2 separate regions of the Homo sapiens genome follow, and region 2 is linked to region 1. A link is a loop called in an ENCODE intact Hi-C map of the cell type or tissue named here. Cell type or tissue: GM12878. All regions are shown on one strand. Each heading gives the region's core, and the rest is flanking DNA. Links, peaks and the distances in the headings are about the cores only. Region 1 has its middle 9.5 kb from the start of ZNF674-AS1. Region 2 overlaps JADE3 (jade family PHD finger 3).

What was found. Hi-C counts contacts between places; a loop is a spot of excess contacts. Peaks named below come from ENCODE experiments on the same cell type or tissue, not always from the same donor. Only the 100,000 strongest peaks of a DNase experiment are listed, where the experiment ranks them.
Region 2: a loop joins it to region 1, with 2.7 times the contacts of the local background. A loop is called at or near these places in 1 of 110 quality-filtered maps.

The regions. Positions count from the first base shown.
Region 1 is chrX:46,552,315-46,557,694 of GRCh38, forward strand. No RefSeq gene overlaps it. Among named protein-coding and RNA genes, the nearest start is that of ZNF674-AS1, 9.5 kb to the left of the region's middle. RefSeq lists an enhancer at 1-189. In GM12878, for the core only: a CTCF peak has its summit at 2,865 (motif pointing right); no DNase peak of the experiment used is centred there.
Region 2 is chrX:46,964,950-46,970,329 of GRCh38, forward strand. All of the region lies in intron 1 of JADE3 (jade family PHD finger 3), which reads left to right. Among named protein-coding and RNA genes, the nearest start is that of JADE3, 55 kb to the left of the region's middle. In GM12878, for the core only: no CTCF peak of the experiment used is centred there; a DNase peak (open chromatin) is centred at 2,772; H3K27ac peaks cover 401 bases.

The DNA of each region.
Region 1 (5,380 bases), core at 136-5,135:
CTGATCCAACCAACCCCCATCTTGCCTTTAAACTCTAAACTGCCCTTGGTCATCCCTGGGCATGGGCCAAGCTAACTGGGGGAAATGCAGTTTGCAGTTTAGATGATAATAGCCCTTCCCCAAAACTAAAGCACCTTTGTAAAACTAATGAGGCCGGGCACAGTGGCTCACCCCTGTAATCCCAGCACTTTGGGAGGCCAAGGTGGGTGGATCACCTGAAGTCAGGCATTCAAGACCAGCCTGACCAATATGGTGAAACCCCGTCTCTACTAAAATTACAAAAATTAGCCGGGCGTGGTGGCCGGTGCCTGTAGTCCCAGCTACTCAGGAGGCTGAGGCAGGAGAATCGCTTGAACCAGGGAGGCAGAGGTTGCAGTGAGCCGAGATAGTGCCACTGCACTCCAGCCTGGGCAACAGAGCAAGACTCAATCTCAAAAAAAAAAAAAAGAAAGATGAAAGGGGCCTGAATTTTGCTAAGATGTAGGTGGAGTTAAATGATTAATGGCCATTGTTCCAGAGACCACAAGATTTGCAACTTCCCCTGTTAATCCTGTAAATAACATCACTATTGTAGAACCTAAGATTGGCCTTTTGAGATGTCTTTTCAGGTTTTTGCATTTATGGTGACCGGATGGCTCCACTCCGGACTGGCAAGATGGACTCATGACTCAACTGGTCTTGTGGCCCCCACCCAGAAGCAGACTTGGCACACAAGGACCATTTTCCACACCCCTATAATTGCACTTCCAACCAATCAGCCCCCTGTCTGACAAACTATCCTTGAAAAACCCTAACTTCTGAGTTTTCAGGGAGATTGATTTGAGTAATAATTCATCTCCCACGTGGCGTGGCCAGCCTCATGTCAATTAAACTCTTTCTTTCTTTTCGAGATGGAGTCTCACTCCATCACCCAGGCTGGAGTGCAGTGGCATGATCTTGGCTCACTGCAACCTCCACCTCCCAGGTTCAAATGGTTCTCCTACCTCAGCCTCCTGAGTAGCTAGGACTACAGGCATGCGCCACCATGCCTGGCTATTTTTTTTGAGACTGAGTCTCGCTCTGTCACCCAGGCTAGAGTGTAATGGCATGATCTTGGATTACTGCAACCTCTGCCTCCTGGGTTCAAGCGATTCTCCCACCTCAGCCTCCCAAGTAGCTGGGATTACAGGCACATGCCATCATGCCCAGCTAATTTTTGTATTTTTGTAGAGACAGGATTTCACCATATTGGCCAGGCTGGTCTTGAACTCCTGACCTCAGGTGATCCACTTGCCTTGGCCTCTGACATTGCTGGGATTACAGGCATGAGCCACCATGTCCGGCCTTAATTTTTTGTATTTTTAGTAGAGACGGAGTTTCACCATGTTGGCCAGGCTGGTCTTGAACTCCTGGCCTCAAGTGATCCACCTGTCTCAGCCTCCCAAAGTGTTGGGATTACAGATGTGAGCCACCACACCCAGCCAAACTCTTTATTGCAATGCCATGGTCTCAGTAAACTGATTTTGTCTGTGCAGTGGGCAGGAAGTGTTACCAGCAGCAAATCCAACGGGTCTATACAGCAAACTCGATTCTTGCCCCCTTGGAGGAAAGAACTTGGCCAAGGGGCAGAAGGCAGAGTGAGAGACCAAGGCAAGTTTTAGAACAGGAGTGAGAGTTTATTTAAAAGTTTTAGAGCAGGAACTAAAGGAAGTAAAGTACACTTGGAAGAGGGTCAAGTGGGCAACTTGAGAGATCCAAGTGTGCTGTTCAGCCCTTGACTTGTTTTATACGCTGGCATGGTTCTGAGATTTCCATTTCTCCTCTGTTTTTCCTTGGAGTGGGCTGTCTGCATGCACCATGGCCTGCCAGCACTTGGATGAGGCTGCACGCACAGTGTGTTTACTGAAGTTAGGCACATGCTCATTTGAGGCATTTTTCCCTTACCAGTCAAGCGTTCCTAGAGGAATGTCATACACCAGTTAAACTCCGCCATTTTGCCTCTTAGTGCACATACTTGAGCCCGTTTGCCTAACTCCTGATATCTTATTTGGAAGTTGCTCATTACCAGCTTCAGGTGTTTCTATCCATTGAGAGATTGCCTTTCTCTGGTGCCAGCTGCGACCAATTATTATTTTAGCAAGACAGTTTAACAACCACCTGACCATCACCTGATGGTTGCCTGGGGATTTGGGGGCCTTCTCCTGCCCTGTTCATGTCTGCCTAGCTACCTATTCTAACAGAAGGACCCACTGGATGATTACAATGTCTCTAATAAAAAAATATCCCCACAAACTGCTATTTGTAAAATATGTAAAAGTGTTTATGTAAAAGTGTACGTATGTAAAAGTGAACATATGAATAGAAAATGGAAAAGGAGTCTGGGCGAGGTGGCTCATGCCTGTAATCCCAGCACTTTGGGAGGCCAAGGCAGGAGGATCACTTGAGGTCAGGAGTTCAAGATCAGCCTGGCCAACATGATGAAACCCCATCTCTACAAAAATACAAAAATTAGCTGGGCATGATGGTGTGTGCCTGTAATCCCAGCTACTCAGGAGGCTGAGGCGGAGGTTGCAGTGAGCCGAGATCGCACCATTGCACTCCAGCCTGGGCGACAGAGCGAGACTCAAAAAACAAACAAACAAAAAGTGCTACTTGTTAAAACATTTTAAAGGATAATTGATCTGAATTGCCCATTGGAGAAAGAATATCCTCAAACAAAGCACAGTGGTGAATAGTATTTGCCTATGTGTTCTGGTAATTTTTCACCAGCTGAGCTAGTGTAATCATCTTGCTAAAGAAAAGTTCTACAGTTCTAAGTAATCATGTTGATTTGAAATACCACTTACGCAACAAAGTTGAATTGTACATCTTTTCTTCCCCCAGCAGATGGTGACATTTTATAGAATATGGAAAAATTATCCAAATGGATGAGTGAGCTATATAACTGAAATATAATCGTCTCTATTTCATTTCTCATTTATCTACATCTTGAATTCATTTACAAAAAGGCATTCATCAGGAAGTAACATTTAAAGACTATGCTTTCAGGGGTCATTTGTTTTTCTTTTCTTTTCTTTCTTTCTTTTTTTTTTTTTTTTTGACAGGGCCTCACTCTGTCAGCCAGGCTGGAGTGTAATAGTGCCATCATGGCTCACTGCAGCCTTGACATCCCAGGTTCAAGCAATCTTCCCACCTCAGCCTCCTGAGTAGCTGGGACTACAGGCACACAGCATCACACTGGGCTATTTTTAAAATTTTTCTGTAGAGACAGGGTCTCACTGTCTTGCCCAGGCTGGTCTCAAACTCCTGGGCTCAAGCAATCCTTCCTCAGCCTCCCAAAATTCTGGGATTACAGGTGTGGGCCCCCATGCCCAGCAAGGGATCGTTTCTATAGTTCCTTCCTAGGAAAGTTTCTCTGAACATGTAGAGCATGTTTTTTAAAAAGTAACATTTATGAAAAGAAGACTAAGAACAATTAAAAAATAACATATAGAAAGTAGAATTTTTCAGGCCAGGCATGTCATGCCAGCACTGTACACCTGTAATCCCAGCACTTTGGAGGCTGAGGTGGGCAGATTACTTGAGGTCAGGAGTTCGAGGCCAGCCTGGCCAACATGGTGAAACCCTATCTCTACTAAAAAAATACAAAAATTAGCCGGGCATGGTGGCAGGTGCCTGTAATCCCAGCTACTTGGGAGACTGAGGCAGGAGAACCGCTTGAACCTGGGAGGTGGAGGTTGCAGTGAGCCGAGATCGCACCACTGCACTCCAGTCTGGGCGACAGAGCAAGACTATGTCTCAAAAAAAAAAAAAAAAGAATTTTTCAATGTCTTCAATTCTTAGTTTGCACAGTGTTTTTACTAGATATTTTCTCATCAGGTCACATCAGCCTACCTATTTACAAAAATAAAATAGTAAGGACAAAATGCTAAAGAGGGCAAATCTGTCTTTAATTAATGTCCATCTCAGGCCAGGCATGGTGGCTTACACATGTCATCCCGGCACTTTGGGAGGCTGAGGTGGGAGGGTAGCTTGAGCCCAGGAGTTCAAGACCAGCCTGGACAGCATAGTGAGACCCTGTCTCTAAGAAAATGTCCACCTTTGATTTCTCTTCACTCCTTTTTTCCATGCAGGGCCTTCACTCTTCTGTTTCTCAAATTCCTTCTTTAGTATTATTTCTTCCTTCCTTTAAGCTTCACACAGTAAAGTTTGCTTCCCTACTTTCTAACCGAGAGTATAGCATATAATTAAAATTCATTCTTAGGTATATGTAATTAGTATTCTCAGCTTAATGTGCCAATTATACCAGGGATATTTCATTCACTAGTTCAAACGGAACATCAATTGGAGATCTCTCATCTTTCAGATATTCTTGCTGAGCTCACAGTCCATCCAGAAAGAGAAACAAATTCATAACACTAATGTAAGAGGTTTTCTTTCTTTTTGAGACGGAGTCTCACTCTGTCCCCCAGGCTGGAGTGCAGTGGTGCAATCTCAGCCTGCCGCAACCTCTGCCTCCTGGGTTCAAGCGATTCTCCTGCCTCAGCCTCCCGAGTAGCTGGGATTATAGGCACCCACCACCAAGCCTGGCTAATTTTTTTATATTTCTAATAGAGATGGGGTTTCACCATGTTGGCCAGGCTGGTCTTGAACTCCTTACCTCAAGTAATCCACCCACCTCAGCCTCCCAAAGTGCTGGCATTACAGGCATGAGCCACTGTGCCTGGCCATAGGAGATGTTTTAATGCAGCTGTGTACAAGGTGGAAACCTAGAAAATGAATCATTAATTCTGTTGAATGAACTTTATATGTGAGCTTCAAATTTAAGTGAGATATGACAGACTGAAATGTGAACAAAAGGTATTTTAGGCAGATGGAACAACTTGAGCTCAGATATAGAAGCATCAAACTGTTCAGCATTTTTGTGAAACCCAGAAAATTCTGACTAGAACTCACAGTATTAAACAGTCAGTGTGCCAACAGAATTGGGATACAGGACGGAGGAGGAAGAGAGAGGAAGCAGTGGAAAGAGACTGCAGAGGTAGATGAGAGCCAGACTGGGAAAATCCTTAGAAGGCAGGCCAAGGAATAAGGACAGCACTGTAAAAACCCTTATGAGGTGTCCTAAGGAGTGTGGACTTGATTCTGCTGGCCCCAGATAGCCTTCTTAAGAAGGTGTGGAGATGGTAGAGGATGGAAGCAGAAAGACCAATTAAGAGATGATGGATCACACAAAGCTAGAGAGGAAAAGCACAATGTGGATTGATGAATGGTGGCGTCTTGTTGGGGGGAGAGTTAATGATGGAGGCATATTTAAGAGATATTTGCATGGTAGACTTATGGGGCTAGGATGTCTGATTGGATGTGGTGCCCGAGAAAGGGAGAGGCATGCCCAAAGATG
Region 2 (5,380 bases), core at 168-5,167, 410 kb after region 1:
TTTAAACTTGAGGGCTTCTCGTCAAGATGGCTCTGATTTCATACTTTAAATTCATATCTCCTTTCTTTAAAAGTGATAATAAAGTAAAAAATTAGACATATCTGTGGTCAAGAAAGTATAAATCTCTGGACCAGAAACAGATCAGACAATAAGTGAGGATTATTAGTTACAGGCCTATAGTTATGGACATTCTGGACTCTTAGGTCCAGAAAAAGGTAGAGATGGCTGGGAATTGTATTTCTGTAGATAATGGGATTAAAACATTCAGTGAATGGAGGAAATGATCCCTGACTGTGAAGTCAGAGATTGCCCATGAACAGAGACAGTAAAAAGATGTTGCTTCTGTTCAGAGTGGCAGGCAGGAGAGCAGAGAGAGACTTAGGACCAGGGACAAATGTATTATTGGCTCACTGTCTAAATCTGGAAGATTTTCAAAGAGATAAAGGAAGAATAACATCCATTACAAAATTTTTAAAGTCCAGTCCATACCTGGTAGGAACTCATTCTCGGAGATTTGATAATATTAGTGGTTAAAAATACTTTAAGTTAGTGATGGTACTATACACAGGCCACTCTGAGAGCATACTGCTGTTGATTGTCAAAGTGTGGGTGAGTCATAGTAGGGGAGGCATCCTAGAAGAGATTTGCTGTGCCTTATAAGGATAAGGCTCCTGTTTGCTGAGCCTTATAAGAATTAGTTTATATGTTTTAAAAGTGAGGAAGCAAGAAGAGGGTCCTCCTGGGAGAAGGGATGGTATAAAGCCTAGAGGTAGGAACTGCAGAGGTTCAGCATTGTTTGAGCATAAAACTGGGGCAGAATGTGGTGAGGGATAAAGCTGCAGAAGTAGACATGGCTTGATTGTGGAGGGCTGTGTTGGCCTTGATGAGGACCTTAATAAAGATCCTAGGAGCAAAGGACAGCCATTGAAATCTCTTGACCGTGGAGGCACATGATCCAATTTGTGTTTTAGATAGGTCTCTGGCAGTTGGGTGGAGGGTAAATTTGGGGACAACAAGATTAGGACTTTTAAAGCCAGTTAGGAAACTGCTCTTGCATTCTAGGTTTGAGGAAATAGATAGGTCCTAAACTAAGAAAATGACAGCTGAGATGGGAAAGGAACATTGATTTGGAAGATTATTTTAGAGGTTAACTGACAGGGCTTAATAATTGATTGGATGTTCCAGGGTAAGATATAGGAAAGAGTTCAGAGATTTTTCTAGATTTTGTGATGGCATAGAGGAAGGTGCCAACTGAGACCAGTTAGAAGGTAGGAAGAACTAGTGGAAAACAGAACATAGTTTCCTCAGTGTTGATCGTCTTCCAGCTTGATGTATCTGGTTGTCAGGACTTTTTTCTTTTTGTTGATGTATCTTTCCTATTCTTTCTTCCTTCCTTCTTTGCTTTGCTTTTCCCTCCTACCTTCCTGTCTCTTTCGCCTTTCCTTTCTATCTCCAGCTCTGGACCAGAGGACCTTGTTTTGGGAGCCATAAGCATGTGGGTAGGGCACTTCAGGGAACCACCATCACCTACAAGATGGTTAGAGGAAGAAAAAAAGTGTTAGCAACACAGGGAACTTGAAAAAAGCTTCTGGAAGCCAAAGGAGTAGTTTCAAGAAGGCCAGAGTGATCAGCGTGTCAAATGCAGCATACAGATACTTAAAGATGAGGGTTGGGAAGTATGCACATTTTTCCAAGAATTCTGGTGAGATAGAAGCAATTAAGGAGAGATTGAGAGTAAGGAAGGAGTTACAGACTGTAAACTACTTTTTGAGGAGTTTGCAAGAGAAGGCAAAGAAAGAAAGAAAGTGGATATTAGCTAGAGAAAAATGAAGTAGGGTCAAGAGATGGTTTGGGAATAAAGGTAGAGAGGTTGGAACCTGTTAACAGAAAGAAATCCAGCATAAAGGCAGAATTTGGAAGTTAAAAGGCAGATTTTTTCTGTTCATAGAAAATCATCCATATGTTTAGAGCTGTCTAGACATTAGAATAAATTGCTTGTTAGATAGTGAGCTCCTGGTCACTGGAGTAGTCAAGCAGAGCTTAGCTGTTTTCTGGTCAACTGTGTAGAAAGATACATTGGTGAGTGCCTTCAGGAGTTTTAGCCTGTGTTCAATTCCTAACAGTTTTCCCAAAGTTGCTTTAAGCATTATAAGTTAATGAGTTATTCTGTGGATCTGCCTTGCCTGGCAGCTCTCTAGAGATTTGTGGAATCACTAGACCAAGTTAATTTATTTGCCTTTGATCTTGAAGGATGAAATTAAACTGCAGATTTTCAGATAACAAAATATTGAGGCTTAGGGTCCAGGAAAGTTTCATCACATTGAACAATCAATCATGCTGTAGGCTCACAGGTATTTTTTTGACAAGATGGTCACTTTCCACACACAGCAACAAAGAGTCTTTGTTTCAAAATTTTGAGTTTAATTTTTTATCTGTCCATTTTTGTAAAATGGCGTTAACTCAGAATAATTAAAATAGGGCTAAGATAATAGGAGAAATGAATAGAAAGGAAAAACCTGCTTTCTTCTGTGTTTCATATTCCTATCTGGATGTTTTTGGTTTTCTAGGGCCAAGGGGAGGTAATTAGGTTCCATCCATGACTTAGATCTTTTAGTGATCTCTTTCGTTAACATTTAAAACAATTCAGGGGTAACTTGTTGTTTTGTCTCAAATGACTCAGGTACTGTTTCCAAATCTGGCTTCCTGGGGCGGCTACTGGAGCATGAACAGCAAAAATGACTGAACTCAACTAATTCTCAGAAAGCCATATTTTAGTCAGTACTTTCCAGCTTTCTCACTCATCATTGCTTTTACAGAACTAACAAGTGTTGTAACTAACTGATTAGCCTTTTATTTCTTCTCGAGTTACACATTTTAAATTCTGTTAACCTTTCAGAATGCTAATAAGTAGTGAAATGACTAAAATCCAGGCAGGGAGACTAGAAAATGCAAGGACTGAGAAAACAGCTCCCCGCTCCCAAGGCAAAACCAGGAATACCAGGTGTGGTGAATATTTATCTTTTGAGGAAAAATAGATATACTTCCTTGTTACAAAGTGACTTGCTTTCTTCTGGGCCCACAGATAGGGGGTCAGCCTCCCAATTATCCCCAGGCTTGTAAGTTTTACCCGTTTCTTAGCCTGTTTGTTTCCTCACTCTGGAAGAGTACAGTAAGTGAAAATCTCACAAAATGATAGGTTGATTCTTTCTCTTTCTCAAATTAATACTTTCCAGATATGTAGGAACATTAATAAACTGCTCTTTTTATCATATACTTGCTTTTTTAATAGTTAATTTTTAAATTTTGAGTTAATTTTTTATTTTGAGTTAAGAGATTTTGAGATAATAAATTTAGACAGGAGTTGCAAAAATAGTGCAGAGAGCAAACTTCCCATTCCAGACAGGATGGAGTAGACACATTTCAGTCTATTCCAATTCAAAGTAATGATACAGTGAGTTTAAAGGTAAATGGAAAATTAACCAGGCACAGTAGTGCACACCTGTAGTCCTAGCTACCTGGGAGGCTGAGGCAGGAGGATTGCTTGAGCCCAGGAATTGGAGGTTATGGTGAGCTACGATTGTGCCACTGCACTCCAGCCTGTGTGACAGAGCAAGACCGTATCTCAAAATAAAAAGTAAATGGATGGAAAAAAAATATCATGCAAACACCAATCAAAAGAAAACTGGAGTGGCTATACTAATATCAGATAATTAGATATCACAGCAAAGAAAATTACCAGGGACTAAAAGAATGATACAAAGGGTCGATCCACCAAGAAGGCATAGCAATTTTAAATGTGTATGCACCACATAACAGAGCTTCAAAGAACACAAAGCAAAACCCAACAGACCTGAATTGAGAAATAGACAAACCCAAACCCACAATTATGCTTGAGAATGTTAATACCCCTCTTTCAGTAATTGATAGAACCAGTAGACAGAAAATCAGCAAAGATATAGAAGAAATAACACCACCAGTCAACCAGATTTAATTGACATTTATAGAATGCTTCACCCAACAACAGCATAATATACTTACTTTTCAAGTGCACAAGCAACATTCACCAAGGTTGACTACATCCCAGGTCATAAAACAAACCTCAACAAATGGAAAAGAAGTGAAATCATATAGAGTATATTCTCAGACCATAATAGAATCAAAGTAGAAATCAAAAACAGAAAGACGGCTGGGTGTGGTGGCTCACGCCTCTAATCCTAGCACTTTGGGAGGCCAAGGCGGACAGATCACTTAAGGTCAGGAGTTCGAGACCAGCCTGGCCAACATGGTGAAATCCCCTCTCTACTAAAAATACAAAAATCAGCCGGGCGTGGTGGCACATGCCTGTAATCCCAGCTGCTCAGGAGGCTGAGGCACGAGAATTGCTTTAACCCAGGAGGCGGAGGTTGCAGTGAGCTGAGATCGTGCCACTGCACTCCAGCCTGGGCAACAGAGTGAGACTCTGTCTCAAAAAAGGAAAAAAACAAAACAAAACAGAAAGACTACAAGAAGTTCTCCAAACACTTGGAAACTAAGCGTCACACTTCTCATCAGTACAGTGGCTTGAATGCCTGAATGTAGATGAAAATATACCATATCAAAACTCGTGGCAGGGCGCAGTGGCTCACGCCTGTAATCCCAGCACTTTGGGAGGCCAAGGCGGACAGATCACCTGAGGTCAGGAGTTCAAGACCAGCCTGGCCAACATGGCGAAACCCTGTCTCTACTTAAAATACAAAAATTAGGTGAGTGTGGTGGCAGGCACCCAGCTACTCAGGAGGCTGAGGCACAAGAATTGCTCGAACCCGGGAGGCAGAGGTTGCAGTGAGCCAAGATCGCTCCACTGCACTCCAGCCTGGGTGACAAGAGCGAAACTCCATCTCAAAAAGAAAAACTTGTGGGGCGTAACTTAAATGAGTGCTAAGAAGGAAATTTAGAGCACTGAATGCTTATATGAGGAAAAGATGAAAGGCCTCAAATGAATAATCTAAGCTCCCACTTTAACTAGAAAAAGAAGAGCAAGATAAACCCAAAGTAAGTGAAGGAAGGAAATAATAAAAGAACAAAAGTCAATGTAATCAAAAACAGAAAAACAGAAAAAGCAATCCATCTAAAAACTGGTTCTTCCAAAAGAGAGATTCTGACTTAATTGGTAATGGGTGCAATTTGGACATTGGGATTTTTGTAAGTTCTCCATATGATTCCCATGTGTAATGGGGGTTGAGAACCTCTGCTGGGGAGGCCAAATACATTTTTTTGGGATTTAACATGTATTGGCATTTATCTACCAGACCCTTTGATTTCTCCCCAGGGAAATTTGTTGCCATTTCATTTTCCCTCATTTTTTGTTGCCTTCAAAGTCAGTACTGACTTGTATGTTAAC